Linked DNA regions of Mus musculus: all the other regions are linked to region 1. The links are chromatin loops, found by intact Hi-C in ENCODE. Cell type or tissue: left cerebral cortex. All regions are shown on one strand. Each heading gives the region's core, and the rest is flanking DNA. Links, peaks and the distances in the headings are about the cores only. Region 1 overlaps Basp1 (brain abundant, membrane attached signal protein 1). Region 2 holds the start of Gm35827 (a long non-coding RNA gene). Region 3 has its middle 49 kb from the start of Gm35996.

The links. Hi-C counts contacts between places; a loop is a spot of excess contacts. Peaks named below come from ENCODE experiments on the same cell type or tissue, not always from the same donor. Only the 100,000 strongest peaks of a DNase experiment are listed, where the experiment ranks them.
Region 2: it touches region 1 in a loop (2.7-fold over the local background); 2 of 42 quality-filtered maps call a loop at or near these places.
Region 3: it touches region 1 in a loop (2.8-fold over the local background); 3 of 42 quality-filtered maps call a loop at or near these places.

The regions. Positions count from the first base shown.
Region 1 is chr15:25,355,433-25,366,578 of GRCm38, forward strand. Basp1 (brain abundant, membrane attached signal protein 1) reads right to left here. Exons shown (of 2, transcript NM_027395.2): 2 at 7,845-9,486. The coding sequence starts at 9,477. The coding sequence ends at 8,797. Among named protein-coding and RNA genes, the nearest start is that of Gm36555, 29 kb to the left of the region's middle. In left cerebral cortex, for the core only: no CTCF peak of the experiment used is centred there; DNase peaks (open chromatin) are centred at 3,348, 4,837, 5,008, 5,521 and 4 more places; H3K4me3 peaks cover 506 bases; H3K27ac peaks cover 3,013 bases.
Region 2 is chr15:24,718,700-24,729,845 of GRCm38, forward strand. It overlaps Gm35827 (a long non-coding RNA gene), which reads left to right and starts at 6,218. Exons shown (of 4, transcript XR_383853.2): 1 at 6,218-6,293; 2 at 8,546-8,605. It also overlaps the pseudogene Gm2803. In left cerebral cortex, for the core only: a CTCF peak has its summit at 6,145; DNase peaks (open chromatin) are centred at 2,991, 3,811 and 6,163; H3K27ac peaks cover 1,559 bases.
Region 3 is chr15:25,223,058-25,234,203 of GRCm38, forward strand. No RefSeq gene overlaps it. Among named protein-coding and RNA genes, the nearest start is that of Gm35996, 49 kb to the left of the region's middle. In left cerebral cortex, for the core only: no CTCF peak of the experiment used is centred there; DNase peaks (open chromatin) are centred at 6,325 and 7,374.

The DNA.
Region 1 (11,146 bases), core at 1,356-9,355:
AAGAAGTCTAGTGGTCACGTAGTCCTAACGGTCATGAAGATGACAGTTCTCATTGTCACGTAGATGACAGTCCCAGACACGTGGACTATGAAGCATGAAAAAAGGCAAATCAAGGGTAAACTGAATGACTTCATTTGCTTATCTGCAGGCTGACATTCTCAGTGGTAACCCTTGGGAGACTGAAAGGGAAACTGTGGGCTAATTGGAAGTTTGCCTTTAGACAACTTTGTTTTTTTTTTTATAAAGACTTCTTTATTTATTAGGTATACAATGTTCTGTACTGCATGTATGTTTTCATACCAGAAGAAGATATCAGAACCCATCATAGATGATTGTGAGTTACCATGTGGTTGCTGGGAATTGAACTTGGGATCTCTGAAGAGCTCTCAGCCTGTGGGCCATCTCCCCAGCCCAGCCTTTAGACCTTTAACCTTTAAGGATCTTAAACTTTAAGATCCAGGTAAGATATCCATGTGGGGGACTTGAAGTGAGTTCCATCTTGAACTCCAGCAGAGAGGGGTCTGCACTCTAAAGTCATGCTCATTGGATCTTAGGAACTGAAGTGGTAGAATGGCTGCCAGTTACTGGCAGACAGCAGACAGGCTTTGATTTTGTTTGTTTGTTTGGTTGGTTGGTTGGTTTGGTTTGGTTTGGTTTGTTTTTAGTGGGGAAGAAGCGGCGAAGGAGGGAAGCAATGGAGGAGAGATAGCACATGAAAATGTCACATAGAGAAAACAGGTAAGCAGCAAAAAATGAGATTTGCCTTTGAAGATAATCTGTCTCAAAATCAGCTTAAAGAAAATGAAGAGAACTATCCCAGCCTCCATTGTCCCCGTGTTCTGGAAGCAAGTGTGGGTGATGGTGACGCCTGCCTTTAGGGGCGTTTAGACACTGTAGTAAGAAGCCCAATCTTCTACCCTCGCCACAAGGCCTCCAGGCAGGCTCAACCTCCAGTTCTTAGGCAAGCACGAGGCTCAGAGAAGTCAAACCTGTTTCCTGGCCACAGAGGTAAGTAGTAAGCAAAGAGTTCCTGCAACACCCACTCCCTCACCCGCTTCACGCAAAGGTAACTTATTATTCTCTATATATCTCAGATATCTCAGTAATGTGATTAGAACATACTCAGAAAAAAACATCTTGGCTTTTCATGTCCCCTGAAATAATACTTTCTCTATATTGTGCTATTTTAAAAATTTCTCACAAAGTTGCCTGTCCTCTTAGGTAGCATAAGTCTCAATTCCATGGTCCTTTTCACTATATTTTCAAGAAAACATTAAGTACCATCTTTCCGTTAAATATTCCTCCATAACATAAATGGCCAGGACGAAGCTCCCGGTTCACTTCTAAATGCTTTATTCTGTCTACTTATGTGTTCACTTATTATCGTGCTTGTGTGTAAAAGCACATGCCAGGACTCTCACACAGCAAGATGGAGGACAACTTACAGGAGATGGTACTCTGCGTCCACCATGTGAGTACCAGGTTTCAAACTGAGGCCATCATTCTCACTAGCAAGTTCCTTTGCTCACTAAGCCATCTTCTAGCCCTGGTCTCAACTCTTGAAAGGAACCAAAGCTTTCCGTAGAATAGCTTCCAAACTCTTAGGCGGTTTGTTCCAGGATCGCCGTGGATGCCAAAATACGAGGATACTCGAGTCCCTTGTATAACGTGCCTAATGTTTACACACAACCAATGTGCATCTGCCTGCATGTGCCCCATCTCTTCTAGACTACTTGTCAAAGCTAAGGCATTTAAATAATTGTCACCATGCAAGATATAGGTACTAGAGACAAGAAAAAAGTCTGTGCATGTTTAGATAGAATTGTTTTAAAACCTATTTTCAGTCCCTGGATGGTTGAATGTGCCCATAAATATGAAGGGCTGACTGTGTGCCATGAACCAGGCCTTATGAAATATATCCCTAGCAACTATGTTACTTTTTTTTTTCATTTTTCCTGATGATGTGAACCTCAGAGATATGAAATGAGTTTTTTTTTTTTTTTTTAAGCCTTAGACCAGTAACACTAAGCTCAGGTCGATTATGAATCTTGTGAATATCATGCTGTACATCTCTGAACTCCAGATAAGGGTTTTTCATCCAGCTTTGACCCCACTTCTTGCCTTCCATAAGAACTGAAGAATCAGGACTACCGCTCGGGAACGAGATGGATTTCTTCATTTTAATATGTCAGAGATCCCCGCCCTCCCCACCCCCCCAAGGGTCTCACACTGTCGTCCTAGCCTGGAATTCACGCTGTAGTCCCTCTTGCCTGGCACTTAGAGATCCTGCCTCCTAAATTTTGGGATAAGAAATGTAAGCCTCTAAGCCCAGCCAGACAAAGATTCCATTTGTAACCGAATGGAATGCCATTTAAGAACCACTTCTCCTCCTTCTGGAAACAGCTTGTGGTAGAACCTTCTAGAATCTTTTTTGAAAAGCATTCCTGTGTGGGAACCATTTTGAATTGCCTTACATTCTGAATAATCCTCTATTAATCTGCCCATTATCCTTACAGATGGATTCAGCTAGGAGAAGGAAAGTGGACAAAACAGTTTAGTGCCTAGGAACGTCCAGAACAAACAAAGTACAAAGCTCCACCAAGCCAGAGGAATGGCACACTTGAATTGTATTTCAGATGACACATCTGGGGTTGGAGAAATGGCTGTATGGTGAAAAACACTTCCTGCTTTTGCAGATAACCTAGGGTCAATTCCCCGCACCCATGTGACCGCTCACAACTCCAGTTCCAAGAGATTCGACTCCTCTTTTGGATACCATGGGTACAAGTGTAAGTGCAGGCGTGACAACCATGTACATGAAATAAAAATAAAGGAATGTATAAAGAATGGTACATTCAAGGGGTTTGTAATTGTTTATCGTCCTAGTCCAATGTAAGCATGGAGCCCTGGAGCAGACAACCAGGGAGTAAATGGAACATGATTAATCAACAGAAAGTAAAACCTTCAAGACAATGTAGAGAGAACAGTAAGCAACAAATAAAAGGTAAATTTGTTATACCAAAATTCCAACTAGCCTCAGAAATGTAAGCGACTCTCCTTATATGTATTCTAGTAGTTCATCTTCTTGCTGGTATATTGTGTGTGTGTGTGTGTGTGTGTGTGTGTGTGTGTGTGTGTGTGTGTGTATTTATTTTGAAAAGCTAGAATTTGCTCTGAATACCAAGGCAACTTCAGCTCCTGGAAGCAAAGGCGGCTGAATAGATAGCAAGCAAAATACAGTCTCTATTATTCTTAGCTTTAAAAAAAAAATTTTTTTTTTAAATACCCTCTGGGGAATTTGCATACTAGTCAGACTTCAGTGCTGAAGTGGGTGGTTCCGGCTGAGAGCAAGCTCTATTCTTGGATGTCTGCGCTGCGGCTGAGCAGGACAGGGATTGCTCAGTGCCGCTACGGACGGAGCCTTAGAGTCGTTTCTTTTAATGGGGTTCACCTGTCAAGTCCAATTTCCCAAACCTGAGCAAAAAGCCCTTGTAATGAGGCACGCTATCCTTTTCTTGGCAAAACTCAAAACCGGGCTGTTTCTGTCTGTCGGCCAAATCCTGAAGCATAGTCTTGCGCTTCCATTAACGAGATTGCGTTCTCTTCAGATGGAAGGCTCAGGAATTTCTCTCATCTCTTTTTCGCCACCCCCCCCACTCCCACCCCCACTTCTTTTGTTAGCAAAAGTGTGTCACAAGTCAACACACTTTCCTCAAGGCAAAACAGGTGCCTTCCTTTCTTTCTCTTCTTTGAGTAGCACTGTCATTATGTGGCTGAGTTTCAGGTTATGTGACTCTTAGCTACTCTTACTCAAGGCTTCACCATTCCATTACCAGCCAGGAGTCTTTGGTGCCTATTCAAACATTTTCTATCTGAATAAACTCACAGCTTAGAAGGCAAAAAGATGGTGAGGTTGCTAATGCAGAGCCTTTCTTTCTAGTGTTTGGGCTTCAGGATTTTAGACTTTTTATCAAAATATCTACATCATTTTAGAAGTCAAACAAAAATACAAATAAATTAAATTGGTTTAAGGTCTTAGTTGTTTCTATATACAGGGGATCTTGTAAGCTAAATATTCCTCATCTTAATTAGTATCTGAAATTGGTTAGTGATTAATAGAGTATACATTTTTTATGTGAACTACCCGCCCCTTTTTCTTGAGAAAGCTTTAGTCCTTTAAATCTTGGACAATGACCGGAAAGCTTAATGAGAGAAAACAAGTGAGTGTTCTGCTAAATGATCCCAAATCTGAGTGGGGTAATCTGTCCCTCGCCTCCTGGAATTTTAACACACTGACCTGAGAGAAGGAAAAGGAAGAAGAAGAAGAAGAAGAAGAAGAAGAAGAAGAAGAAGAAGAAGAAGAAGAAGAAGAAGAAGAAGAAGAAGAAGAAGAAGAAGAGGAGGAGGAGGAGGAGGAGGAGGAGGAGGAGGAGGAGGAGGAGGAGGAGGAGGAGGAGGAGGAGGAGGAGGAGGAGGAGGAGGAGGAAGTTAGATAATGCCAGTTGATTAATACGTTGCACTAAAAGTGAATCTCCTGAGTTCAGAGGAGAAAACTCAGGGAGAGTATAAAATTACTTTGGTGCAACAACAAAAAATAACAAGAAGCAAATGTGATGTTTGCAATGTCAAAAACAATATGGAAGTGGGGAAGGGGCTGGGGGGTGGGACACAAATGTGTGTTCTGTTGTGCTGTGTGTTCACGGATACAATGGCACTCGGATTGTTTCCAAGCCGTGTTGTTTCTCAGTGTTATTCCCTCTAGGAATCTCCTTGAGTCAGATGTGCTTGGACGCATGCAGCTAACTGCTCTTAATAGCATGGCACTGGGAATGAGAAGGAATGTACTAACCCGGCCAGTCCCCGGCCTCTGAGGTTTCATATCCCACTGAAAATGTTGTCATTAAGAAGTCAGAAAGCATATAATCTCATGATGAAGAATGGCTTATTTCAAAACTAATGCCATCCCAAACCTTCACGGAAACCTGCTGCATTTCCCTTTCTGCTTCTCCGTCAGCTGCGGTGGAGGGGTTGAAAGAACGACGCCCACCATTGTAAAAGAGCCATCCCCAAGCTAAATACTTTAAATATCAACTGCTTGGCAGAAAAGGGGGCGGGGGGGACCTGCCAGTTCAAATGATACTAACCATAGCTCTTCTTGAAAAGCTCCTGTTGACTGGGAATGGTGGTACGTGCCTTTAGTCCCAGCATTTGGGTGACAAAAACAGGCAGATCTCTGTGAGTTTGAAACCAGCCTGCTCTGTATGCTGAGTTCCAGATCAGCCAGGACTATATATAGGACTGTGTCAAGCAAACAAACAAACAAACAAAACACTCCTAGTGTGAATCCCAAAACTACTGATGACGCCACGCCACCATGATACATATTTAAGATTGTCCCCTAAGAATCCAGTTTTCAATATTGTGCAAATTAGTTAAAATAGATATCAGATCAAATACACCTGCAATGTTACTGTCCAAAGGCTGGACTGAATCTAAATGATGGTGATAGATCTCACCAATCCTGAAACAATGCCAAAGGCCCCTGGGGTATATGTAACATTTGTGCAGCTCAGTCTCCATGTAGCCCCTCCCCCAACAACTGGAGGCGAGGCTGTCCCTAAAGCTGTAACCTGACTGTGGTATCTGTTCCCCAACAGGGTTGCCTCATCTGGCCTCAGTGGGAGCGAATGTGCTTGCTTTGGCAGAGACTTGATGCACTGGGGGGCGGGGGGGGGTATTTAAGGGGCTCCCGCCCTCTCAGAGGAGAAAGGAGGGGGGATGGGGAAGGACCGCTGGGAGTGGGGACAGTAATTGGGATGTAGATAAAAATAAAAAATAAATTGGTAAGTTTCTAAATAGATATTTTCTCCACTAAATGAAATAATTGGAGTTTGTTGTATGTCAAACTAACATCTAGAAGGAACACTATGAAACTGATGCTCCATTCAAGCCAATCGGGTGGTGGATTTTAGTTGTTACATTGTGGATGTTTAGTTGTTCCATTGCCTGCCTTGGTAAGGAACTCGAGGTCCAGTGCTCTAATGTATAACCGTTAGGAAATAAATGACTAGATGCAGCTCAGATTTTAATGATGCCACACCCTTCAGCGCATAAGCTGAAGTGTGTCACCTTACTTCACGTATCCCATGCAGTGACTCTGGATGGTAAATGTTATCCTGAGGAACCCCTGTTGGCTCTTCTCACCCCAAATTCTGTGAACACTTTAATTAAGATGGTAGGTGGAGAAAGTCAGTCTGTTAAATATTACTTCCACCAAAGCATGTTTCACAGCAATAAATGAATGACATTTAATATTCGTAACTACTCCACAGTAGTTGATAAATTTAATTCATTTTGCAAAAATAAGTATTTTTCATTTTAAAGATAATTTGTAATCTTATACACATCTTCCAGTTTGTTGAGTCTGTTGCCTCCGTAATACACAACCCCGCCCCCACATGATTTTATATATTTGAGGGCAACTGCACTTGCTCTGGATATTCCCTGCTGTTTTTCTTACCTAATATAGTTGGCTGGTGGCTAATGCTTTTACATATTCATGTGTGCTGTGCTGTCATGCAGTAAGAGTTCAAAATCATTTCACTGTAAAAGCAAGAGGTCCAAGGGCTAGACGTGATCGTAGCACGGCCTGAACTCAGAAAGTCCATTAAGCTAGTCCAACTCCACCATTTCTGCTTCTCCAGGTGTGGTACTGATTCCAGATACTCAGAAAACATCTAGAGGGGTTCTCTCTCCTCTGTATGCAGCACACAGGAATAGAATCAGGCTGACTCGGACCCACAGGACCATGTGCACATGCGCATTTCACAGCCTTCACAAATTCTACCGGAAACTGACACTCTAAAAGATGAACCTGTCATGTATTTTTCTGGGCATTTCTCTCCGATTCAGGTCTGAGAAATCTTTGCCATGGCTAGGTCTCTTTCTTTCTTTCTTTCCTTTCTTTCTTTCTTTCTTTCTTTCTTTCTTTCTTTCTTTCTTTCTTTCTTTCTTTTTTTCTTTTTTTTTTTTTTTGTGGTTTCCAGTATCGGATTGGAAAACACCCAAGCAACTCTCTGAGAGACTCGAGAGACAATCACCTCCTTTCTTACCCTCAAGAACTGATGTGCATGCCGAGTCTGTACAAAAGCCACCTTTCTCCAGCCTCTTTCCCCATGTGTGGCACAGGGGGACCCTGAGCACACAGACGGTCACTATTCCAGTAATGGGGTCATCAAAGGGTGACGGCTTAGCACATCTGCCTGTGGTATACATTGCTAGCTGGCACGTGCACAAACTTCTACATATTTCAGCTATCAAGGGGGATCTTGTCTTACAGATCACAAGTTTATGCTCCCTTGAAGCCAAAGCAAGTGAGGTCTGGGTAAGGTGGAAGCAGCTTTCTCCTGGCTATTAACCCATCACGGCGTTCGGGTCCCTCGCCTACCTCTGGTACCAATTGACCTGCAGGCAGGGCAGGCCTAGATGCTGGCCCACCGCTTCACAATTTATACACATAGGATGTTTCTCAAAGATTATAATATTCTTCCCAGCCTTCAAGACACAGCTCTTGGTTGTCATTTAATATTTCATTCACAATATTCACTCTCTTAAAGCATTAATAACCACACCCACACCATGGTTGGGTGTGAATCCTTAGACGGTTTTTCCTGTTCATCTTAGGGGATAGTGGTCTTGGATTCCACTGTTTGGGGTGTTTTGTTTATACCTATATTAGTCAAGAACACTTGAGAATCCTATGTCTTACCTCAGTTCAATTATACTCAGGAAAAGACACCTACATTACCGAAAAGGAGGGGAAAATCAAGCCAAAAGCCAGTTACTACTTTTTAATTGTTTAACTTTATTACTGTTGCACCATTTATACAATTACATATAATTTCAATGCATCCATTGTACATTTTTTTTATTTTTTTATTTATTTTTTTTCCATTTTTCCAATGGGTGGTGTGTTGGTGTCTGAGACACAGATGGAAGAAAACTGGCGCTGCAGTGAACGCAGACTTCTTTTTTTTTTATTTTTTATTTTTTTTTATTTTCATTTCCACTGACCAATAAACAGAACTACAGGTGCACCCAACCACGGACATGCATTACTCGTCGTGAGAAATCTAGGTAGGCTAAGTATGATGAGAGAATGTTTGTCACTCCCAAAAATATCTGGAGAGGAAAAATGGAGGGTTGGCATTGAGATACATGTGGACAAGCTAAGTGGGCTCCGTCTGAAAGTTGGCATTCATCCACGAACGTTTAAAAAAATACCAAAAAAATTAAGAAAAAGGCTGTAAATTAAAAAGGAAACACAGAAAATACTGCTTTCATAAAGATCTGATTGCCTTGGCACTGGTCCTGTGGGCAGAATCAAACGCCTCCCTCCCCAGCTGCATCGCGGGAGAGATGCTGGGGTTTTTAAGGATGGAGCCTAGGGGACAGCGGTTCAGGGTACAGATGATGTACTTTCAGACAATGATCTCGAAAATCCAGGACTGACTGGTCAAGTTGACTGAAGGTATATTAGATATTTCCCCACAAAAATACTATTTGGATTCTCCCCGCCCCCTCCCTCCCCTGATGGGACACATCCTCTTTATTTTTTTTCTCTTTTCTTTTCTTTTGTTTATTTAATCCCTTGGGCAATACATATCCTCACTTCCAATTTGAAACAAGTTAGTATAGGATAGAGACAGAGAGAGGACAGAGTGAGAAACAGAGAGAGAGAGAGCGTGAGAAGACAGGTCGTTTGCGAGTGGCGTCGGTTCTGGTTGGCTGTCCCGGTTACTCTTTGACGGCCACGCTTTGCTCGGAGCTGGCGGCGGCGGCGGGTGCCTCGGCCTGGGGCTCGGCGGCTGCGGGCGCGGCGGGCGCGGGGGCCTTGGCCGCGGAACTGGGCGCCTCGGAGGCGGCGGGCGTCTCCTTGGACGAGGGCGCGGGCTCCGCGCTGCTAGGTTTAGAGTCTGAAGCCGCCGGGGCCGCGTCGCTTTTCGCCTCGGGGCCGGCGGCGGCGGGAGCCTCAGTCTTTTTGGCCTCGCCCTCCTCCGGGGCCGCGCCGTCGGCCGCGCCCGTGCTCTCGGCGCTCGCTTCGCCGGCCTTGGGGGCCTCGCCGCCCGCAGCGGGCCCGGGCGCGGCCGCCTCCTGCTCGGGCGCCGGCGCGGGCTCGGGCTGCTCCTCCGCGGCGCCCTCGCTCTTCTCGGGCTCGGCCTTGGGCGCCTCCTCCTTGGCCGCCGCTGCCTTGTCGGCCTCCTTCTCCTCTGCCTTGGCCTCGCCGTCCGCCGCGTCCTTGGGCTTCTCCTCCGTGCTCTCCTTGACCTCGGTGGCGTCGGCGGCCGCCTGGGGTTCGCTCTCCTTCGGGGTCCCCTCCTCCTCGGTGCCCGCGCCTTCGGCCTTCTTGTCTTTGTCCTTGGCCTTCTCGTCGTTCACATTGTAGCCCTTCTTCTTCTTGCTCAGCTTGCCTCCCATCTTGGAGTTCTGCAAGGAAGCACAGGGGAGACGAAGGGGAGTTAGGGTCAAAGTAGGCAAAGTGGATGGTGGGAGGCTGCCTGCAGGGCGAGGAGGGCGTCGAGGACCTCGGGCACAGCGGGGAGCAGCCTGGACTTCACGGGCATTCTACCATAATCAGAAGTAACAAAGAACAAAGTAAAGCCCCCGCCGCGAAGCCTGCAGGCCAGCAAGTTGGGGGGTGGGGGAGACAAAGAAATGGTGATCAATGACCCAGCTGCCTATAGGGAGGACAGGCGGCATGGTATTGGTCTTATCTATCTACTTTCAAGCATCCAGGAGGCTTGAACACCTTAGCACAAAATGGCAGGGACAGCCATTTTAGAACTACAACTTCGCTGCTTTTTGTTTTTGTTTTTAAAACAACAAAACCCTGATAATTTACAAATAACTTTCTGGAGGAACTGCTCATCATACATCACAAATCTCTCGTCCATCCTTTCCGGAAGCACGTTTATATAGCGTCTGTGTGCCGGTGAGAAATCACTGCCGTGGTGCTTCCTACAGAAAACTTAATTGTTTTCTATTAATGCAAGAGGGCAAAACTTTTCCAGGCTAACCTCCCACTGGCCCTGTTGCTCCCCACAGGAGGAGCAGTCGTGAAGAGAAGCACCGTGCAAGGCCACAGGACAGAGTAGAAACTCCTGGTGAGCTCACCACGTTCTGCTTCCTCTTGGCAGGGCCCTGAGCTCTCTTCACCCAGCTACCCCGCCTCCCAATCCATTCAGGAAAAAAAGGAGAGAGAGAGAGCTTTTTCTTCACTCCACTTCTTGTAATTATGATTCACCATAGTGAAATAACCCACACTGTTTGAAAGTCAGGTGTGGGAAAGAGTAGTATTCTTCAGTCAAAATTCCTCTCACCATTCTATGCTAATTTCCCGTCTGGGTTACCATTAGGAGTTGGAGGAGACAGAAAAAAGAAACAAACACAAAGATGACTAAAATACTCTTCCTAGTTTCAAGAAAGGTCTTTATTATGTCATCCAAGGATCGTTCTTATATTTCTTAAAAATAGGGAAGAAGAAACGGCTTGGAATCCTAACCCACTTCAAACAACTGCTCCTATTTTTGGTAAGACCAAATATAGGTGGTGAAACCACAATTAAAAACATTTTTACCACGAAGCAATAAATGAAAACATAAACCTGACTAATGAGTTACATAGTATAGCACCTCCATCAAATTCTTAGACACTTCATCATGGCTGATGTCACACACAACTTGGAGCTCCTGCCCCATGTTATGGTTGATGCATTGGGCTGACTTGGGAAATAGAAAACCTGATAAGTCTGTCTACCTTTAGATTCTTCTCCCAACTCTATAACAGAAACCCATACACCAACCTAGAAATTACGCCCATGAGGCAAAGAGTAAATGTAGTCTCATTGTGAACGAAGAATGGAGTGCTGGGTTCTGACACCCACGGTATGAAATCCTATATAGCAATCCCCAGAGGTTTAAAAGTCCTGCTGGTTTACAAACCTAAAATCTAAGTTACTAAAATTGTTTTTCTGAAGCAGGATTAAAGCCCCGTTCTAGTCTTTGTTTTAAGACCAGCTGTGATTCTTTTCTTGGTAGAAATCGAACAGACAAAATCAAGTTGTAAGTAAAAGACTGTGTCTCAATAA
Region 2 (11,146 bases), core at 1,863-9,862, 640 kb before region 1:
TCAGCTGTCTTCACATGGCCTTCCTGTAAGCAGGCATTAAAAAGAACATTGCCTGAAGATATGTCATTGAGGGATGCTCTCAAAGGATTCCACTTCCTGGAAGTAAGACATGGTTGGCAATGACATAATATATAAAGTCCTGGTCCTTAATGGAGTAATAGCTGGAGCTTTGGGAAACCCAGTGAGACCTAAAGGCTGAATGTGTGGGCTAGCCATGAGATAAATAACTACAGTGATGAACAATGTCCAGGAACCATGTGGATGACACAGTAGCTGATAAGGAAAAATACTGCAAAGAGAGTGTTTGATATTGAGAAGGAGAAATTATCTCAATTAGAATATTCTTGAGTTCAATTCTCAAACCTTTATGGTGTATATTAAATGAAATACATTTTAGAGTAAAATGTTTATCTTAAGAGTGAGTACTACCCTTGGTTTCACCAAAAGATATGGTACATATAATAAAAAGATATAACTAAAAATTTTTCTGAGACAAAGTTGGAAGAATTTAAAATAATGCATATAGAGACAGGGAGAAGAGTTCCTCACCCTGGAGTCTGAAACTTCTAGCCAGCTGGAAGTAATAATTCCTGTCCAGTTAATATTTTCATTGGCCATGAAGGGGTGTTACTTACTGGTTTTCTTTCTATAGTCTGCTCATGCTGCTTTTGTATGGAATCTGGGACCACCATCCAAGCGTGGTATCATCTACAATAATCTAGGACCTTTCACATTAAGAAAATACATCACAGGCTTGCCTACAGGGCAATGTGGTAGGGACATTTTCTCAACTCAGGTTCCCTCGTCCCATATTACTCAAGCTGTGTCAACTTGACATACAATTAGACATCATGATGACTTTGGGTAGGGACTCAATTCTTTCTGAAGGCATCACCCGAGAATCTTAAACAAAGCTAGCTGTCAAGTTTGTTTACAGTACAAATATCCTAAAGCTCTTTTTTCCCTGAGAGCTAGCCATTTATCGTTTAGTTTAAAAGTTGCAGGATATTTTTCAGGGACTATCTGGTCATCTTATTTGGGTTTCTAGCTAACCCTTTGAAGATCCTAAGTTGAAATCTCACCTAATTCCTATATACAACAGCAATGATAATAACCTGAGATACATCTCAAGGAGCCCACATGCATACTTTAGTACGTGTCATTTTCAGAGGCCTTCTCTGTCTTAGAGAAGCCCACATCACCATCTTGGGTGTTTCTTCTTTCTTTCTAAGCATCCTTTTTTTCTTAGGCTCCCTGCTGTAATCTTACTAAAATATCCTAAGTAAACCTCTACCCTGTTTTATAAACTGGCTGTTACTGAAATTCTTTTCTGTGTTGAAACCACACTTCCTACTGTGGCCCATGTTGAAGTTTCAAAAAATCACCTTAGATTGATGAACGGGAAAAATGGGAAGCCATGCCTCCCGCCCCTCACCTTTATTCTCCAGAACGAATACAGACATCTTATAATTCTATCTTTTACTGCTTACTGAAAAAATTATCCCTCCTAACTAGATCCTCAACCAATAAATACCACTTTCCAACAAAGTTGAGCATTCATGTTGAAATATAACACAGGAAAGAGTCTGTGCTGGACACCCAAAGCTTAGAAACTTCTCTTCATTTGACCTTGATGAGGTCAAATAAATTTATCTCTTTTGTTCGTTTTTAAATGAAAATATTGGAATAGTTCATCTTCAATGTTCATTCCAAGTCAAAAAAAAATCATAAGCTGGATGGTTGATTTTATTCTCTTTATGAAAAATTTTCTTCCTTGAGCTTACACTTCCCAATCTGTTTTCCACGTGTGTCATCTTCACCACTTGAGCAGCCCTGACTTGAAATACAAGGCCACCCCCAGACAAGCTGTTCCATTCTGCCAAGCTTTCCACTCCCCATGCTGCCTCTAAATGTGCATGTGCTACTTGAATATCCTGAAAAAATATCTATAGCATTCTTGTTTTCAATTAATGTTTAAAAAAAAAACAGTCTACCAACAAACCATATTTATGTAGTATGATATGTGGTAATGTGGACTTCTTTTGGGGAAGGAGGGTTGTTTTGTTATTTGTTGTGTGTTTTGAAACAGCATTGCCCCCCCCCCCAGAGCACAGATTTGTCTTGAGCTAGTGTCTGTCTTCTGCTGAGTTTCCTTGTTGTTGGGATCAGAGGCTGAACGTCTTAAGCGATGAGGCTTTGGAACCTACATTCACTGCGCAACAAAAAACTCAAGACGGTGAGCACACTTTCTGCCTTTAATATTTTTGTTCTTTTTATCTGTGGAAATAACATTTAAACGTGTTTAGTCTAACAATTTAGTAGCTGTAGTTACCCTACTGTGTAGTAGCCTACCAGCACTTCTTCAATTCTAGCTGTGCCATGGTCCCTATTAGCCAACCTACTCCCATCCTCCCTCCCTCTTACCATTACCCTCTTCTCATGACCATTATTGCAGTCTTAGGCTTTGTGTCAGAAGCTTCATAGTTTATATCTAAGAGATGCTATAAAAGGAGAAACTTTGGACGGTAAATGCAAAGGATATATTGGATTTTCATGGCCAAAAATAATCTTTATTTCTAATGACTATTGTGATTCTAGGAATCTTGGTCACAACTTTGTGACTAATGTTGAGGGAATTTGCTGACTCCCAATAAAGAGCTGCCCTGGGCTCTACATGTCAGCATCCCAGTCCTAGACCTAACACCCACATATTCATGGAGATGGCTCTCTGTCATGCTTTGTCCCTTGGATTCCACAGTCAGTCATTTCTCACTTTCTATCATGATTTGGAAAAGGGTCTGTCTTAAAAGGATGAGCTCTTTGTAGAGTTGAACCAGGGGGGCTATTTCAGTGTTCTTTCAACATTGTGCTGATCGACTCAACTTTCACATCTCATGTTTCCAAGGCAGAGACCTTTTTATTTTTATTATATGCTTAGTTTGGAGCTACATTCACTGCTTCAAGAAAAAGGGATCTGTGAGAAAGTCATATCAAGTAATATAAGTCATTATTATTGGAAGAGGGATGATTGGAATGTATGGAGAAAGTCTTGTGGTAGCCTTGCCTGGGATATCAGCACTTAGCCTGAGACAAAAGGACTAAAAGTACAAAAAGTCAAAGTCACCATTGCTGTACACTAGGACTCTATAATCTCACAAATATGTTAATGATTATCCTTTTACTGAACAATGTGATGTGTGTATACATGAGAAAATAATCACTCGGGAAGAAAACAGCATGTTCATTAACTGTCACAGTTACTCTACTCACTCTGTGTAGTGCAAGTTCTTAACATCTGTTCCTCCAGGAAACTTCTATACTCTTGCGGCCCATTAGGTCACTACATTTACTCATTTTACAGATCTATAACATATATATATATATATATATATATATATATATATATATATATATATACATATATATATATATATATATATATATATATATATATATATATACATATATATATGTATTGTGTGTGTAAATTTTGGCCTTTTAATGCAATTCTCTCTGTCCTTGATAAATAACACTCAATTGCCTGAGTTTGCACACTATTTTAAACTTTCTTTATATAAATAAAGTTCACATTGTATAATCTACAGCCACTCATGTTGTGGCAATTGACCAGACCTCTACAAGTATAACATTCAGTTTACATATGTACCAAATTGATTTTATTCAGTCTGTTGACAGACATGGTTATTTCTACTTCTTTCCTGTTGTGCATAATGGTGCAATGAATGTGGGAAAATAGATCTCTTTAAGAAGTTCCGATTTCTCCTCTTTTAGGTACATACTGAGAAGGATTACTGGCCATATGGTATTTTTATTTTTAATCTCTTTAGAAACCACCATAATGCTTCCTACAGTAATCACAGCCATCTACATTCTCAAAGAGATAAGAGATTCCATTTTTCACACTCTTCCCAACCCTTGCTTTTGACACTGCCTTTGAAATAGAAGCAGTCCTAAGAGGTGTGTGTTATAATATCATTATTGTTGATTTAATATGCTTAATTAAAACAATCATTAATTAATCATAACGAACAGCTTTTCACATACAAGTTAAGTACTTTAGTTTCCTCTTTGGAAACAATGTAGGCATTGCATATCTGTTCTTTAAGTTACCCTTTTAATTTTTGTTGTATTAACTCATGTGAATTCATTTATATTTTCAGAATTTGAAATCTTAATCAGACATAAGTTTGTCAAAAAACTTACTGTAATCCTTTATAGCAGGTTTTTATTTTGCTGATTGCTTTATTTGTACAGAATCCCTTTGCTTGAGTGGAACCCCATCTGTTTATATTTACTTTTGTGGCTGAACTTTTAGTGTTCTATCAAAGGAAATCACTGTCAAGTTCAGTGTTGAATATTTTCCTCCCTGGGTTTTAAGGACATAATATTATATTCAGTGCTTTTACATATTTCAACTTGATTTTTGTGTAATTTAAGATCTATGACTGGTTATTTGTAGAGAACAACTGACCCAGAAGTACCATTTCAATGTGTCATATCTACTATACAACTAAGGACAATGAACAACACTGAAGAGAGGTATGATGAGAGTCAAGGAACCAGTATGTCTGATGGGAAACACTATCTCCAATACTCTATGAGTTATGACCCAGAAGCCATATCAATGAAATCTCAATACATCAATGGAATCTCAATATATGGTTGCCTAATTTTGAATAATAACACATGTTAACATCTCAAACCTCATCACAGATTAAGATCTACGAGCTCTATGGAGAATCAGAATCAGTCTTCTCCAGGGAACATCCCAAGATGTCTTATACGCCGTGTGTGTGTGCGTGTGTGTGTGTGTGTGTGTGTGTGTGTGTTGCCCAAGAAAAGGCTCTACTTTATTGATGACACATTGACAATCTCAGCTGATTTTTCAGCTCCAGAAGAACAAACTTTAAATATTTTTAACTCAAGATAGGATCTAAAGACTGAGTCTTTACTTCCCTCTGGCACTTCACAAACCACATCTCTATTATCTCTTTCTGTATTATCTACACTGATTGCAGAATCCTTTAAAATAACATTGAAAAGATCAGAATGATTAAAAAGGCTATTTCTCAGGAGAAGGGAAGGCTGGTTGTGGGGCTGGAACTACTGATGGATTGAAATCAGGGGCTGATCCTGAGGGGCAGGAGCAGCAGGGCAGATATAGGACAGACCCAAATTGATAACAGGAGGTGACAGGACCATTCTCTAAATAGGTAGGCCCACTTAGCAAGCAGGAGATTACTGAAAGATACTCTGTATCTACAGACATACAGGTTCCACAGCTGCTATCAGGTGTGCTGGCAGGACTGCTGCTGCCACATCTATCTGGACCTACGAATGCATCATGGAAACATCTGGTGGTTTTGTGCTCTCCAGCTCTGGTGCACAAGTGGATCTGGCTCCAGATTTGCTATTTTTCCTGCCGATTTATACCCATTCAATCTCTAGATAGGAGGATGTGTGTCTCCCCAGATCTGAGTCTTCCTCATCTTTGGATGGTGAATCCTTGGCCTGTTCTTCCTGCAACTGGGTCAGGAGCCTATTGACACGGACAATAAGATCTGAGTGTGACACGTAAGCCTTCAGGTATTTCAGAGTGAGCAAATCTGTGGACTCACAAAAGTCCTCAGGGCTCTTGTCCATCCACGTATCCAGGAAGCTACAGAGCGCGTTCTTTACTTGTTCATACTCTTCAGAATAAAGGCAGAAGAATGCATACCTCACGAACAGCAGGTCCAGTACCTGGAGCCGGGTGGCAAATCTTCAGTATTTGGAAAGAAAGGCAGGGACAAAGAAGGGGTCCCCTCCTGCAGAGAAGGCACCAGGTTGTTCACCAGCTTCACCACAGTCTCTGCACTGATGTGACTCTCAGATCCTGAGGGTCAGAAGCATTCTCACCCTGGTCTGGGCATTGCCGGTTTTGGCGACCCTTGGTCAAGATTTCTCTCTTTCAGGTAAATGGCCACAGGCGTTGACAACAAGAGTGAACCCTGTACTTCCAGACACCATCGTGGCCTTCCCTATGTCTTTTTTGAGGCCTTAGCCTCCAAGTAGTATGAAGACAGCAAGAGAAACACGCTGCCCTCTCTAGTGCCTCTGACAAGTGAGCCTGCAGGCCTTGCTCTAACCAGTGGGGGTCGCCTGGATACCAAGGTTCTTCATTGTTAGGTCATCCTCAAGAGGGTGGTTCCATTACTGTCCTTTCTTCAACAGGACTTTCTTAAAGGGCTCCTTGATCCCCTTTCATTTCCCAGGAGCACAAATCAACACAGGTACACATGTGCTTCCCATTCCACCAGTCCCAGAGATTTTTGGATATAAGCAGTACCTCAGCTTTGCAATCTGGGTCCCTACTGTTGAACTGAGTCTGTAACCCTAATTATAATCGCAGACCTAATTGGCCCAATCTACCACAAACCCTAGCCATGTGTCCTTGCTTTTCTTTTATTGGATATTTTCTTTATTTATATTTCTAATGTTATCCCCTTTCCCAGTTTCCCCTCCAGAAACCACCCCCATCCCACCCCCTCCCTGCCTCTATAAGGGTGCTCCCCTACCCACCCACCCACTCCTGCCTTCCTGCCCTGGCATTCCCCTACACTGAGGCATCGAACCCCCACAGGACCAAGGGCTGCTCCTCCCACTGATGTCCAACAAGGCCATCCTCTGCCACAGACACAACCGGAGCCCTTGGTCCCTCCATGTGTACTCTTTGGTTTGTGGTCCAGTCCCCGGGAGCTCCAGGGGGGTCTGACTGGTTGACACTGTTGCTTTCTCCCCCGAACCCCATGGGGCTTGCAGCATCCTTAACTTCTAAGCTCCCATGAACAGCCCACTGGGCTCTGAGTATTCAATAACCTTTTCAAATCAAAATTCAAATGCTACCAACCACCCCCCCCCAAAAAAAAGAAAAAGCACGTGGTCAGGTCTGTCACAGTGACATCAAACTTCTGGTATGAATTTCTATCCTTATTAGGTTTCTATGCTGTGAGAGAGACCATCACCAAACACAAATTGCGGAGGAAAGATTTGTGAGGCTTATATATCCTAGGTCATAGTCAGTTGAGGCAGGATCTTGAGCTGAGATAAAAGCCATTAATGAGTGCTGCTTACTAGCTAGTTGCCCATGGTTTGCTCAACCTGCTTTTTTATACCATTCATCAAAAACTGCCCAACAATTCCTCACCTGGGGTGGTATCACTTTCCGTCAGCTGGGCCTTCACACAAATCGTTTAGTAAGAGAATTCCCTTTTTGAGGTTCTCACTGAAAATGAGTTAATGAGAAATACAGTTTAAATCAACACACATATGGAATGTGCAAGATCTATATCTGAAGGAACTGCATGTTGACGGTCACTCAGTTATTTAAGAAGCCGGAAATCACAGTCTGTGAAAACTACAGCTCTAGACACCAGAAAATGTAGATCCAAGTTCTGACTTTGCCTCTTGAATGTGCCCAGCTTTAGTAAATTTCCAGAGTATATACTTAATTTCCACACTGTTGGAAAATAATGTTGCCTATAGAGATTATCATAATTTTGAAGGATTAAAAGCACTCAATATGCACTTTTGTCAGACAAATAAAGAGCCTAATATCAACTAAGAAATTACTAGAAATTACTTATTCATTTGTACATTGTATATATTCCATATATCATTTATAATAGCACGTGCCATAAAGCAGCTACTGTCATAAATAACTAGATTTTTGAGTTAGGGAAATAAAACTAAGGGTTTTAACTAAATGACATCACAGTCTGTGTTCTTAACCACAAATTAAATCATTACAATGCTTAAACTATTTTACTAACTTAATATGATTACATTTTACATGTTAAGCATAAGTAATTCAAATTAAAATACATATTCTAATAAAATAATAATAAATAGACTTTATCATATTTGATGAGGGGGTTTGATGAAAAGGTTTATTTGTGCATTGTGAAGTCCCGAGTCTCCAGGTGACTAATGTTCAGATGGATCAAGTGAGATCAGGCAGGAACTGCAAAGTCTAGTCATGGTGTTGGGTTCCCATGTAAGGAAATGTTGTTTTTCTCTAAAAATGATTTGTACAATCTACATGTACATTTGAAATCTACATGTATTGTGTATTAGATACTCACAGGGTGATAAATTTTAACTTCTCTTCGTAATTATTTGGCAGTATCAAGTTTTATTTGCTGATAGTTACTGATACATATACTAGCAATTTAAAAGTTTATTTTTATCACAAAAGGATTAATTTCAACATAATTCTTACCACTTCACAGACTCAATTAGAATTGTTATGTTGGTCACGACAAAAATAAGTTTGTAATGCAATAACAATAGCTATATGAGGAAAGTCATTATTGTTCCTAATGAAAAACAATAAAATTAAAATAATTCTTAAATCTTCTATTCTTTTATGAAGCACATTACTGAACATTTAGAAAGAGGTGAACACTTTTATAGAAAACACTGGAAAAAATAAAATTTCCACATGATTATGACTAAATAATGCTGTTATAATTTTTATTTTAAGGTGAGTATTTTTATAGACACTTGCTGTTATTGCAGTCCACGGAAAAACATCAGCACCAAGGTATATTATGTTTTTACTTCAATGGCATAAAGTTAATCCATTACAGATTTGTTATACCCTCTTGACCCACAGTCAGAATGATTACACCATAAGAGAAACACTAACTAACTTGAAGCTTTCAGCTCCTACTGCTATCAGCAGGGTTATTCAGCTGTAAGCATTCCACTGCTGGCCAAGAGCCTTACCTTAGACCCAGTGCTAGATCATGCTGTTTACTATTTTTTTAATTAGGTATTTTCCTCATTTACATTTCCCAATGCTATCCCAAAAGTCCCCCATACCCGCCCACCCACTCCTCCTTTTTGGCCCTGGCGTTCCCCTGTACTGGGGCATATAAAGTTTGCAAGTCCAATGGGCTGCTCTTTCCAGTGATGGCCAACTAGGCCATCTTTTGATACATATGCAGCTAGAGTCAAGAGCTCCGGGGTACTGGTTAGTTCATATTGCTGTTCCACCTATAGGGTTGCAGTTCCCTTTAGCTCCTTGGGTAATTTCTCTAGCTCCTCCATTGGGGGCCCTGTGATGCATCCAATAGCTGACTGTGAGCATCCACTTCTGTGTTTGCTAGGCCCCGGCATAGTCTCACAAGAGACAGCTATATCTGGGTCCTTTCAGCAAAATCTTGCTAGTGTATGCAATGGTGTCAGTCTTTGGAAGCTGATTATGGGATGGATCCCTGGATATGGCAATCACAGGATGGTCCATCCTTTCATCACAGCTCCAAATTTTGTCTCTGTAACTCCTTCCATGGGTGTTTTGTTTCCAATTCTAAGAAGCGGCAAAGTGTCCATACTTTGGTCTTTGTTCTTCTTGAGTTTCATGCGTTTAGCAAATTGTATCTTATATCTTGGGTATCCTAAGTTTCTGGACTAATATCCACTTATCAGTGAGTACATGTTGTGTGAGTTGCTTTGTGATTGGGTTACCTAACTCAGGATGATGCCCTCCAGGTCCATCCATTTGGTTAGGAATTTCATAAATTCATTCTTTTTAATAGCAGAGTAGTACTCCATTGTGTAAATGTACCACATTTTCTGTATCCATTCCTCTGTTGAGGGGCATCTGGGTTCTTTCCAGCTTCTGGTGATTATAAATAAGGCTGCTATGAACATAGTGGAGCATGTGTCCTTCTTACCGGTTGGGGCCTCTTCTGGATATATGCCCAGGAAAGGTATTGCGGGATCCTCCAGTAGTACTGTGTCCAATTTTCTGAGGAACTGCCAGACTGATTTCCAAAGTGGTTGTACAAGCTTGCAATCCCACCAACAATGGAGGAGTGTTCCTCTTTCTCCACATCCTCACCAGCATCTTCTGTCACCTGAGTTTTTGATCTTACCCATTCTGACTGGTGTGAGATGGAATCTCAGGGTTGTTTTGATTTGCATTTCCCTGATGATTAAGGATGCTGAACATTTTTTCAGGTGCTTCTCTGCCATTTGGTATTCCTCAGGTGAGAATTCTTTGTTCAGTTCTAAGCCCCATTTTTAATGGGGTTATTTGATTTTATGGAGTTCACCTTCTTGAGTTCTTTATATATATTGATATTAGTCCCCTATCCAATTTGGGATAGGTAAAGAACCTTTCCCAATCTGTTGGTGATCTTTTTGTCTTATTGACCGTGTGTTTTGCCTTGCAGAAGCTCTGCAATTTTATGAGGTCCCATTTATCAATTCTCAATCTTACAGCACAAGCCATTGCTGTTCTATTCAGGAATTCTTCCCCTGTACCCATATTTTTGAGGCTTTTCCCTACTTTCTCCTCTATAGTTTCAGTGTCTCTGGTTTTATTTGGAGTTCCTTAATCCACTTAGATTTGACCTTAGTACAAGGAGATAGAAATGGATCAATTCTCAATCTTCTACATGATAACAGCCAGTTGTGCCATCACCATTGGTTGAAAATGCTGTCTTTTTTCCACTGGATGGTTTTAGCTCCCTTGTCAAAGATCAAGTGACCATAGGTGTGTAGGTTCATCTCTGGGTCTTCAATTCTGTTCCATTATTGGTCTACTTGTCTGTCACTATACCAGTACCATGCAGTTTTTATTACAGTTGCTCTGTAGTACAGCTTTAGTTCAGGCATGGTGATTCCACCAGAGGTTTTTTATCCTTGAGAAGAGTTTTTGCTATCCTAGGTTTTTTTTTATTCCAGATGAATCTGCCGATTGCCCTTTCTAATTCGTTGAAGAATTGAGTTGGAATTTTGATGGGGATTGCATTGAATCTGTAGATTGCTTTTGGCAAGATAGCCATTTTTACTATATTGATCCTGCCAATCCATGAGCATGGGAGATCTTTCCATCTTCCTTAGTTAGAGTCACGACAAGGTATTTTATATTATTTGTGACTATTGAGAAGGGTGTTGTTTCACTATTTTCATTCTCAGCCTGTTTATCCTTTGTGTACAGAAAGGCCATTGAGTTGTTTGAGTTAACTTTATATCCAGCTACTTCACTGAAGCTGTTTATCATGCTTAGGAGTTTTCTGGTGGAATTTTTAGGGTCACTTATATATACTATCATATCATCTTCAAAAAGTGATAT
Region 3 (11,146 bases), core at 1,480-9,479, 130 kb before region 1:
ATCTCCCCATTCCTTCAAATCTGTCCTCCATTTTTGCAACCTCTCCTAAAGAAGATAAACAAATAAACAAACAAACAAACAAACTAATTAAATGGTTTTTTAGAATGGCACCATGGAAGCTGCAATGTGTTGTGGTGTATCACACAGTATACTCTTTTGTCCAAACATCTTGCAAATGTTCGTTGCAGTGAGTCAGTCCTTGGTCTGTTTAGAGGCCACTGACTTCTGCTGCCCTATTAGATCCTTATCCAGACTCCAATTGGATATTCTCCTGTTACCCCATGTCCTGGAGATCCTGCACCTTTGGATCTTTAGGGTTGGCCCCTTTACATGCTCTAGCAGTTCAGAGATGGGGTAGATGTTGGGATGGACCAACCCAAAACCCTGGATCTGAGCCTAGCTGGTAGCTGAGTTGGTCAGCCTGCCAGTTTTCCTGAACCCACACCATAAAGACTAGCTCTCCATCACTGCCCAAGCTAGATCACTGAAATGCCTCCGTTGGCAAGGGTGGGGTCAGCTCTCCTGCTCTTATGCCCTCAGGACCAGCTCAACTGTGCTGCCCAGGGGAGGTGTGGGGTTGCTCTCCTGAGTCCTGCAGGCAGCCAGGAGGTGAGGAGCCAGCAAAAAATATCCATAGGCCTGCCAGCTATTAAGTGGCCTACCTGCCTTGGGCACCACTATGATGTGCGAGTATATGACGAAGACATGGGCGAGAAAGAGAAGCTGAATGGTTTGAATACTCTGAAGAGATTCGTAACTGGAGACATGAGGGTGATGAGGAATTGCCTAATGTGAGTAACCTGTGCTGCTACCTGAGGCGACAGAGAGGGTTCAACCCTTACTGCCTCTAAGGCTCATGTCTAGGTACATGACCTTATAGGAGCAGGGGTCTTTCTTGATGTCTATGACCTATGTTACTTCCAAAGGCCATTTGGACATTTCTGACCATGTGCATTGCCCTTCTAAAGCACGCGTGACCACAACAGCACTGTAGTCAGATGTGGACTGTGATTACAACTGTGGTCCCATAGAGTCATGATGAAGCTGAAAACACTCTATGTGAGACATGCGGTCTAATACATGATGTATCTAAGGTGACACAGTGGAAACAAACCCACCAGGTACACATGAAATTATGTACGGTACATAATACTTGATAAAGAATGATTTTTATGCATTGGCTACAAAATAGTTTATCATGATTTTTTAATGTATTCCTTCTACAGAAAGGAGTTAACCATAAATTATTATGTCTTGTTATGCTAGGAGCAGCCTCATACAGCTCATTTTTATTCAGTCTCACGAATGGATCACATCCTCTTATTTTGATATATTTCTTGTTATTTTGCTTACTTTGCAAAGCATCAGATTTATTCCTACACACACATACACACATGCACGCACATGCACATGTGCACATGTGTATGCACAAATTAAGGGCCATACCATCTTGTTTTGTCTAGGTTCGTTTTATAAAAGTCACATAATAAACGCATTGCCTAACTGCACATTACTTGGAATTAATCCCACTTTTGTGATGAGTGACCATGTACAGTTCACACTATTAAAATTTATTACTTCAAAGGAAGAATCCAGTTGATTCTTATAAAATTGCTGCGATTTTATCAATTATGTCAGAAAATAGCATGGCATTAAACTATTTGCTTTTCTCTGTACAACTTATCCTTACCCTCAAGAAGGCTGAAAATCCTCCCTTCTGACTCAGTTTCCCCGAGGAGCTCTCCTCCTCAGAGCATATCATAGCATCTCCACCGAGAATTCCCTCCTTTCCCAAACAGACATCCAGACTTATCATCTAGTCTTAGTTTGCTCTAAATAGATCTGTGGTAGGGAGACAGAGTATCTCACCCATTATTTCTGAAGGAGAGAGAGGAATTTATAATTTAGAAGTGCAATTCAGATAGGTCACCTCCAAAACAAACAGGCCTTGCACACTTCGGAAGATGGTCACCTCAATATCAAGTGAACCTCTCTCTGACCTTCTACTCTTGAGCTGTTACATAAGTCCCCTTTCCTTACGGAGTGCCAAGCCACCAAAGGGAAGTTGAGTGGAAAAGGAAAAATTCCTTGCATAATTTTTAGGCAATCTTTATTTTTTTTCAGCCATGTGCCAGATATAAGGATGCATGCATGCCTCCTTGAGAGCCATCTGTCCCCTCTGAGCTATAAGAGATTTACACTAGATGGCAGAAATAAAGTCCATTGACCTGGGTTTAAATCCTGTCACCTGCTGTTACTGGGGTGCTTCAGTTATCTACCTACAATAGCCTTGCCTGCCAGGTGGAACTTCCTCTCACCATCAGAGTGAAATGAACGCAAAGTTGGTTAGGTAATTTTTAATGTCAAGTTACAAATGTGTCTATAGTGTTCTTTACCCCCTCCCTCTCCCCCTTCCACCTTTGTGTCTTATTTTTACTTTTTCATGCCTTGGTGCTAATAACCCCTGAGTCTAATTAGTGTGGCCCAAAACTAAAACGCAAAGTAGTCCTCACATGCATGAATCTCAGACAAATCCACAGTACACATACAAAGAAAACCACAATGTGGCATGTCGTCATCCTACTGTGGAAGACAAAGGGCTTGATTTCAATGGACTGGTGGTCAGTGTACATAGTCTTTGTTTTAAATGCACACTGAGTTATCTCTTGACACTGCTCATTATAAAGGGAAATTTAATTCCAAACAATGAGCCGGTAAAAGGTAGATAAATTACCTATTGTTTGGAGATTATAGTAACCTTAAAAATGAGCATGCACTTCTTGCTTCTAATTGGTCTATAATGGAGATAAATAACACCAACTTTAAAAAGAATCTGTGTAGCTGACTAAATGAATATTTTAATCTCAATTAAAATGTTGAGAGAGTCATTGAGAAAAGTGAGTTTGGAATATTCATCTTTGCTTCATAGAGGCATTTGCTTCAGGAAGCCTGACTAAAGTTGTTCATAGTGTCCTAACAGTGGAGAGTCAGGCACAGGATATGAGTGGAACTAGAGACAAAGAGCCAAAAGAGACAAAGGGCCAAAAGAGACAAAGAGACAAAAGGAAAGATATTGAGCCCTTGCCCCTACCAGGCGTTTTTTCTCAACTCATTACAGATATGGAACAAAGTTTGCATAGATCATAAATGGATGTGAAATATGGCCTATTTATTAACCCGGGCCTTCAGAATATCTCATTGTAACATGCTTTAGGAAGTCCTATATTTTCTGACAATTCAACTCATTTCCCTTCTTTCCAAAGATAGAAGGCTGCCGACATCTAGACTGACCACAGAGGGCTGTAAATTCCAATGGATCAGCCCTGGTTTCCTGCTGAGCTTTCTCTCTGGGCATCAGCTTGCAGCCCCTCCTCCCTTCCCTTCTAAGTCCCTTCTCACCAACTGAGCCACCGCTCTGACACCAAACCTACCTATGAAAAGAGACATAGCTTTCAGCATGTCCCTACCCATCCAGCAGTCCAGCCTGCACATCCATTTTCCCCTGGGTTTGTTTTTTGTTTTTGTTTCTGCCAATTACTTGAGAAAACAGGACAAGTAAAATTATAAACAAAGGGATTAAAGAAACTCATAATTTGCTTGGAGCCAACACTTCTAGAATACTAGTCTATAACAGAAATACTAAATGCATACAAGTGCGATTCTTCTCCCCAAACTCCACTCCTCAGTTGTCACCCAATCTCCCCTGTCTCTGAGCCCAATTTTTTATTTAATCAGACCTTGTTGATGTTGTGAAAACATCTGGCATCTCTGGGCTGCAGTGCTCAACACCTAATTCTAAGGTCCCCACCCCCACCCCCAAGAGTTTCTGTTGATTCTATAACCATTTCCTGTGTGACATAGGATCTTCCAAGATAAGCCTCCATTAATAACAAGCACAGCTAATTCCCTACCTCCTTAAAGAAAGAAAAAAAGAATTTTTGGAGGAGGATGAGGAGTCTCAGCCAGGTGAAGGTGCTTTTTTGACGTACGTAAACCTATACAACAGAATTATCTGTTTATAGCTCCAACATCCCTAACTTTTCAAGCAATGATGTATTCTGCCCAGCTTCACTTTAAACAGCTGAGCCATTAATTTTCCAAACTGGATGCCTTTTCCTGCTTCTCCGTCCTTTGATTTTAATCTAAACTATGACTCCGTCCCCTGTGCTTTTGATCATTTTCTCTCTTTTCTAATTGTTTTGAAGGTATCTCCTATTTACCCTTGACTTATCTCAAAGGGAATTATTCCAAGTCACCCTTAAAATGTCTTGGAAGACATGGACTCCAGTTAATATTTCAGAGAATTATTTTCCACACTACTAAGGAATTTCCCTTTCACAAGTGCCCAGTCTATGGTTCTAGTTCAGTTCTTTCCTCATATCTTAAATAACAGCATCCCACAAAGTAGAGTTTCCTCCACAGCTACTATTTAACTGTTCATAAAAACTTCGGCAGGAAGGGGGGCTTTCTTTGTATCTTCTGTCCTCGGCTTCAGCTTTGACTCCTGGTCTTTAACATCAAAAAACAAGCAAAGCGACACAGAAGCTAGCCACTTTCGCCCCCACGCCCCCTCTCGTCTCTTCCTGCCCATTGTCAAACCTGTTTCCAGAATCTTGTTGCTCTAGCTTGCTGGGAGATGTCAAGACTCTGAAAGGAAGTTAAAAATTATGAAATAAATGAACCCAGTGACCTCAATTTCCGTGCCTCTTTGGTAAATAGTTTGTGGGTTTTTTGAAAGTGAAAACATATTTTAGAGGACAGGCAAGCTTGGTGGCAAATCATCCTAAGGCCCATAAAAGCTTATTTTTATGCAGCCTGCATTTTGCAGACTTCAAATCAAGTAGTGAACGCGAAGTGAAAAGAAGACAGGACAGGTTCATGTGTGCATACCATACCTCTGTCCCCAAACCACTGATGGGGCCATGCATCCTACACAACATGAGTGTTAAATAATCCTATGGTAGCTAAACCATTTTAAACTACTTTTTAAAACCTCAGAATAGCTCTAACACCCAGTTTTAGCTGCTTTATTCGGCAACACAGGTTACAGGTTGCAAGTTGCACGCTAGAACCTCAGACAACACTCAGAGCTCAGCACAGCCATTATCCTCACTCCTCTTTGGCTTGCGCTAAAATACCGTGAGGAGGGCACACAGAGCTGGGACTGAGGAGCCAATGAGAGCAGAGACTGAAGACCCTCTGACACTGGAGAAATAGAAAAATAAATCCGGGATCCTGGCAGGTCAGGAAATGAGAACTGGGCTCAGACATGAGCGCTAACTGTTCCCTTTTAAATAAGCATTAACTACAGCAAGACCATCCATCAATCCGTGGGAACTCCCCAGCCAAGAAACAGGACTTGAGACCGTAAGTCCCTGCTCAACAGATATAGTCAGGACACAGTTTTATCACTATGATTCCTAGCATCCACCTGCATCCCCCAAAGTTCGTTGTTTGCTTTGTCACTTTTTTTGAAAGACCTATCAGAATGTTCTGTTTAAAAAGGCAAATAGATCAGAAGGCATACTTATGTTCTCCCCCTAAAATTCATCCAAAAGGCTTTGAACCCACACACAGAGCCTAAGACCTTAGAGCAGCCAGCATGCCTACCATCTGTGTGCCCTCAGCTCCAGTTCCCAGCCTCCCTTTCTCAGGACCCTCCCCTTTCAAGACACCCTCTTCACTTGTTCGAACCACACGGGGCTGCTTGCTGACTGGAGGCTGTAGTATTTTCCATCCCTCTGCCACCTGGTTTCCTGGCCTGTCCCTTCTCCTTCCTTAACCCTCTGCTCAGATACCCCTTTCTCAGTGCAGCTTGTCTGAGCACCTTATTTGAACTCATAAGCTGGGACCCTTCACAACCGGCATCCCATGCCACTCTACCCCTGTGTGTAATATTGACTGCCCTCATATAGTCTGAGTAATTTAATTTCTTTTTTTTTCTTTCTCCTTCTCTAAGATGTAAGCTTATGAATTTTTCCCTTCTTTTGCCCACTGCCAAATCACATCATCCATAGTAATGTCTGGTGCACAGTAGGACAAATTAACAAAATGGACAACTACCCACTTCCTACTTCAAACTGACCTCAAAGTGATACCCAAGGACCATCAGTCTCTTGTTATCATCTCTATCTTATTTGAGGACGATGCATCACAGAAGCGCTCTTGAGGATGATCAAAGGCTGCATCGTTTAAGGTATGCTTGGAGAAATCGTTGGTTTAATTAGTGAATTTGCCTGTGGGCAGAAAGAAATAACATATGGGAAAGCTATAGATGAATGTTAATTTTAGACCTGTGATTCACGTTTGCTATTTATGTTACTTATGCATATCTCATGTATATATGGAAGGAAGGGAAGGGAAGGGAGAAAAAAATGAAGGTAAATCCAAATCATCCATGGCTAATTTTGAGAACAGGTCTATTTAAAGATGCCCGCGCCGTCTCCCAACCCCCAGTTTAAAAAGGTAATGAAGAAAACAGAAACTGACAAGTCCAAGCGCCAGTCCGAACATTTTACTTAACTCGGCCTTTTTCTTTTAACTTAGAGACTAAAATCGTTGACGTCTCTTATAATTAATGATTGGGACAAAGTCAAGTTGTTTAGGAGTTGGGGATTCATGCATACACAAGCAGTCTGTGTTCTGAGTTCTCATTGCTCAAGGCTGGTAAAGGAGCAGGGATCAGAGACCCCCTGAAAGCAGCCTCAGAGGACCAGAAGGCCCTGGGGTGGGGGCGCTGTGCTTGAAGTGGCTTGTGTATCTGGGTGTCATCTCTTCTTCGTTTTTTCCTTTCAGGACTAGTGGACACTTGAAAATGGTGCACGATGGTTCTATCACAGATCAGTACAAAGTTTTTGTAGACGCTCCTTGTTCTAAAACAAAGGAGTCTTGTGAGTGGGTGGTCCAGGAGGCGGGGGGGATGATGGCCGTAATGACCGTCTAACGAATTCATAATTATTGTTTGATCCATGTATACCCCTTTAAGATTCTTCCAGATTGGTGTCGTGTTGCCCATTCGGTCATTTCAATCTCCGTGGACGTTGGGGGAAGTGAGGTGTTTGGCAATAAATGGACTTCTTAGAAAAACAAAATCAAAATTTGAAAGTACCACAAAGTTAAAAACTATTGAAAATTAACCTAGGAATTCTGACACTTCTCTCTTTAAAAATCAGCTTTATGGGGACTGCACAAGGTGGCAGAGGGACTCAGCATCCCTGCGTTATTGTGCTCTTTTGATCTTTCCGCTGCATCTACTTCATTTGGGTAATGTGTCCAAAGACTGATTCAACTGCTCTCTCCCACTTTAATAAAGGCTCATTAGTGGATTAGTGGAGATTTGAAACTGAGCCCAGTGCAGTCAGCAGAGACAAGTTCCAAACAACCATTCAGCGTATTTGAAAAGTACCAACCTAGCAACTTGGAAAAGAGCCACCAGTGAGATGTGGGGGCAATTGTGCATGAGGAGCCCAGGCCGGCAAAGTGTCCCTACTTCTAAGTGTTCAAGAAGGATCACCTGGCTCAATGAAAAGGAACAAGGCAAAGGCTTGTGTTAATGTGAGCCAACCTTAACAAGATGAAGGCATCAATGGTGTGGAAAGCCTTGCCGCAAGGGAAAATGGATGAGGAGAGACTATGCATGTGGCCTTGTAGCCTGTCCTGCTCTGAGAACCTGTCACTCTCCTTGAAAGCTACAAGATGTCTCAGTGGAAGCATGGAAGTTCCCCTTCCCTTCTGGAGGCTTTATACCAATTCTAATACGACCTTAGGGTTAGCTTCAACAGCACCCCAAAAGAGTTGGCCTCTCTGGCCCATTCTTGTAGCCCATTGCTGAGCCACAGCTGTGCTCTCCCATTTAAACTGAGGCACATCATGTTCATTTATCCCTCCCAGGAACCCATCCCAGCGCTCCTCACCTACAGTCCCTCTCTCCACCCCAGCTGATTCAGGGGAATAGAAATGCTTTCCAATTGGTGTGTGTGTGTGTGTGTGTGTGTGTGTGTGTGTGTGTGTGTATGTGTGTGTGTTGTGCTAGTTCTTTGTGATTTTTTTTTTTAAATTCTGATTTGTTGTTTGTCTGTCTGTTTTCTAAGGAGACAGAATAAGAGCCTGGCAGTGATGGTGCATGCCTTTAGCCCAGCACTGGAGAGAGAAAGGTAGAGAGCATCTCTACTTGGGAAAGGAAGTTGTAACTCGCTGAAAATGACACAATTTATTGACTCATTTACTCCTACTTTGATAAAAAATATATCAGCATATCTGTATGTCTTATTATCCTTCAAATCTATAGCAAATAGTACTTCTTTAAGGGCTAGGACATTTATCTATATATATTTCTCTAAGCATATTTTACAATGTAAGTATATTTTGATCATGTGATTCTTCCTTCTCAACTCTTCAGAGACCCTCCCTTCACCTTCATGACCACCCAGTAGTCTTTATTAGAAGAAAGCATGCCAAAGTTACAACCCTTTGAAACATACAAATGAAGCTGGGCAGTGGAGGCACAAGCCTCTAACCCCAGGAGGCAGAGATAAGTATATCCCTAAGTTCCAGGCCTGCCTGGTCTACAAAGGGCATTCCAGAGAAGCCAAGCCTACTTAAAGAAACCCTGTGTAAAATAGAGGAGAGGGCAGGGGCTTGGTATTGGATAAGTGTGACCTGGAAAGGATCTGGAAGGAGGAAGGGGAGGGGAAACTGTGATCAGAAGGAAAATTATTTTCAATGAAAAGGAGAAAGATTTTTTTTAAAAAAAGAAAGACATGCTGTTCTGTATTTATACAGTAGAGCTCCAAAGCTAAATTTGTCATGAGCATAACATAAATGGTGGCTTACGTTGCCTGACTGCACTGTGGATTTGTGATCATCTTCAGAGACATGGGGAAAACCTTTGAAAATGGCTTTAGAAGCAGGAGGGATGACGCCATGGTAAAGACTAATCAGTGTGACACCAAGGGCCTTGCAGGACTTCACGGCAGGAACTACAATAGGCCCACATAATGGCAGCCTGGCCGATGCTTCCTCACAGCTAAAGACCCCAAATTTGCCCAGTAAGGGCAAAGCTGAGGATGAAGACCCTGAGGAGATTAAGCAGGATCCGATGTGACAACGTAGATGGGAATCCTATAAAGCCTCTGGCCCCATGGGGAACAAATAACTCACTGCCTTTCCTAGAGCCTTCATTCTAAGTGCTTAGTAAAAAGCATCCAATGTCTTCAAACATTTTACAAAGTATTCTGAGTGGGATTCTTTAAATGCCCAAGGGACGACTCATTTGAAATATTTTGCTTTAGTCTCTCAAACTCTAATAGCCGCCCTACAGAAAGAAGCAGGGTAGAGACACCCACCCACCCCCCCAGTTCAAAGGAAACCACGAAAAAGTTATGACTGACTAATTTTTCATTTTTGAGGAATCACGGGAGTAAAAAGTTACGACTAAAGAATTTGTCTGGCATATAACTCTTGAGTTGTGTGATCGACAGAAGTTTCCCTGAGGAGAAAGTAAGGGTTTCTGACGACTTCAGCCCCAAAGGGTCGGTCTCTCTAACTACACAAGCACCTCTGAAAAAAACAAAGCTTGAGGAAGGGTTTGCAGCTGTACAACTAAGAGATCGCTGAAGAGGAAGCAGACAGACTAGCAGGAGAATCAAAGGTGCGAAGAGGTTACTGTTGATGTGGGATATTAAATAATTCTATTAGTTCTTATTATGACCAGTTCCCCCAATAATTGAGACTGAGTCCTATTGATTTACTTAATCAGCTTTGGCACAATTACTAGGCGATTATCTATTTTCCACACTACCCTGGCTGTTTCCCAGCTGTGTTCCCCAATTACTTGCAGTCTGAGTCTCACCTGGGCTGTGTCCTCAGGGCACACCTCTCTTGGTCACATGCTCCTGGTCCATCCTGTCTAAGGAAGACCTATTCTCCCATCTTCTTTATCCTCCCTGCCCGTGTGTGTGTGTGTGTGTGTGTGTGTGTGTGTGTGTGTGTGTGTGTATAGCTAAATCCCTGCCTACCTCTATCCTAAGTAATTCTGTAGCCACTTATAATTAACCAATACCTTTAAATTCGGGGTCGAGGTTTACACGAGTGTGAGGAGCCGCCCTCACATTTGCCATTATAAGATGGCACTGACAGCTGTGTTCTAAGTGGTAAACATAGTCTGCACACATGCAGGGGCAGTTTTCCCACCATGTGTTCTGCCTTTCCCGTGATGACAACTGGGCCGATGGGCTGCAGCCAATCAGGGAGTAATACGTCCTAGGTGGAGGATAATTCTCCTTAAAAAGGGATGGGGTTTCGCCATTTCCCTCTCTTGCTTCTTACACTCTTGCTCCTGAAGATGTAAGCAATAAAGTTTTGCCGCAGAAGATTCTGGTTTGCTGTGTTCTTCCTGGCCGGGCGTGAGAACGCGTTAATAACACACGAGGAAGACCAATGTACATGAGAATTCACTCAAATGGGGAAGGCCAGATCTTGGGGTTCAGAATTTAGCATGTGTACTCACAGCACCAGACCAACCCCCAACAGGTTACTGCCAAGTGGAAGAGGACAACTCATCTCAACAAGATGGTTCTTCAGCCTCAGATCTGAACTTAGGAGCTATGAAAGGAAAAGAGGACCTCGGGAGCCTAGAAGGCACAACTACAAAGACAACGGGTGCAGGAGTCCTCTGTAGAAGGCATAAAAAAATAAGAAGGTGTGCAAGTTATCCAGTTGATAAAGTGCTTGCCGTGCATACAGAAGGATCTGATTCCCCTGAACTCACATAAAAAAGCCAGGCAGACGTGGCAATGCACACTTGTAACCCCAGCCCTGGGGAGGCAGAGGCAGACAAATCCCTGGTGAGCAGGTGGCCAGCCAGCCTAGCATTATTTCAAGGGTAGTTCCAGGCTAGTGAAAGACTAAAATAAAATATGAAAAACCAAGGTGGACAGTATCTAAGGAATGATAATCAAACTTAACTGTTAACTTCCATATGCATGTGCTCACATATGCTTATACCACATACGCATGCACACACAGAAAGAGAGAGAACATGAAGTTAAATGTTAGCACGGAACAAGAACTAGGTGTTCCCTAGACATAATGTATAAATGGTAAAAATGGCCCTGTGATGGACCCCTTCACATGCATCCAAATTGCT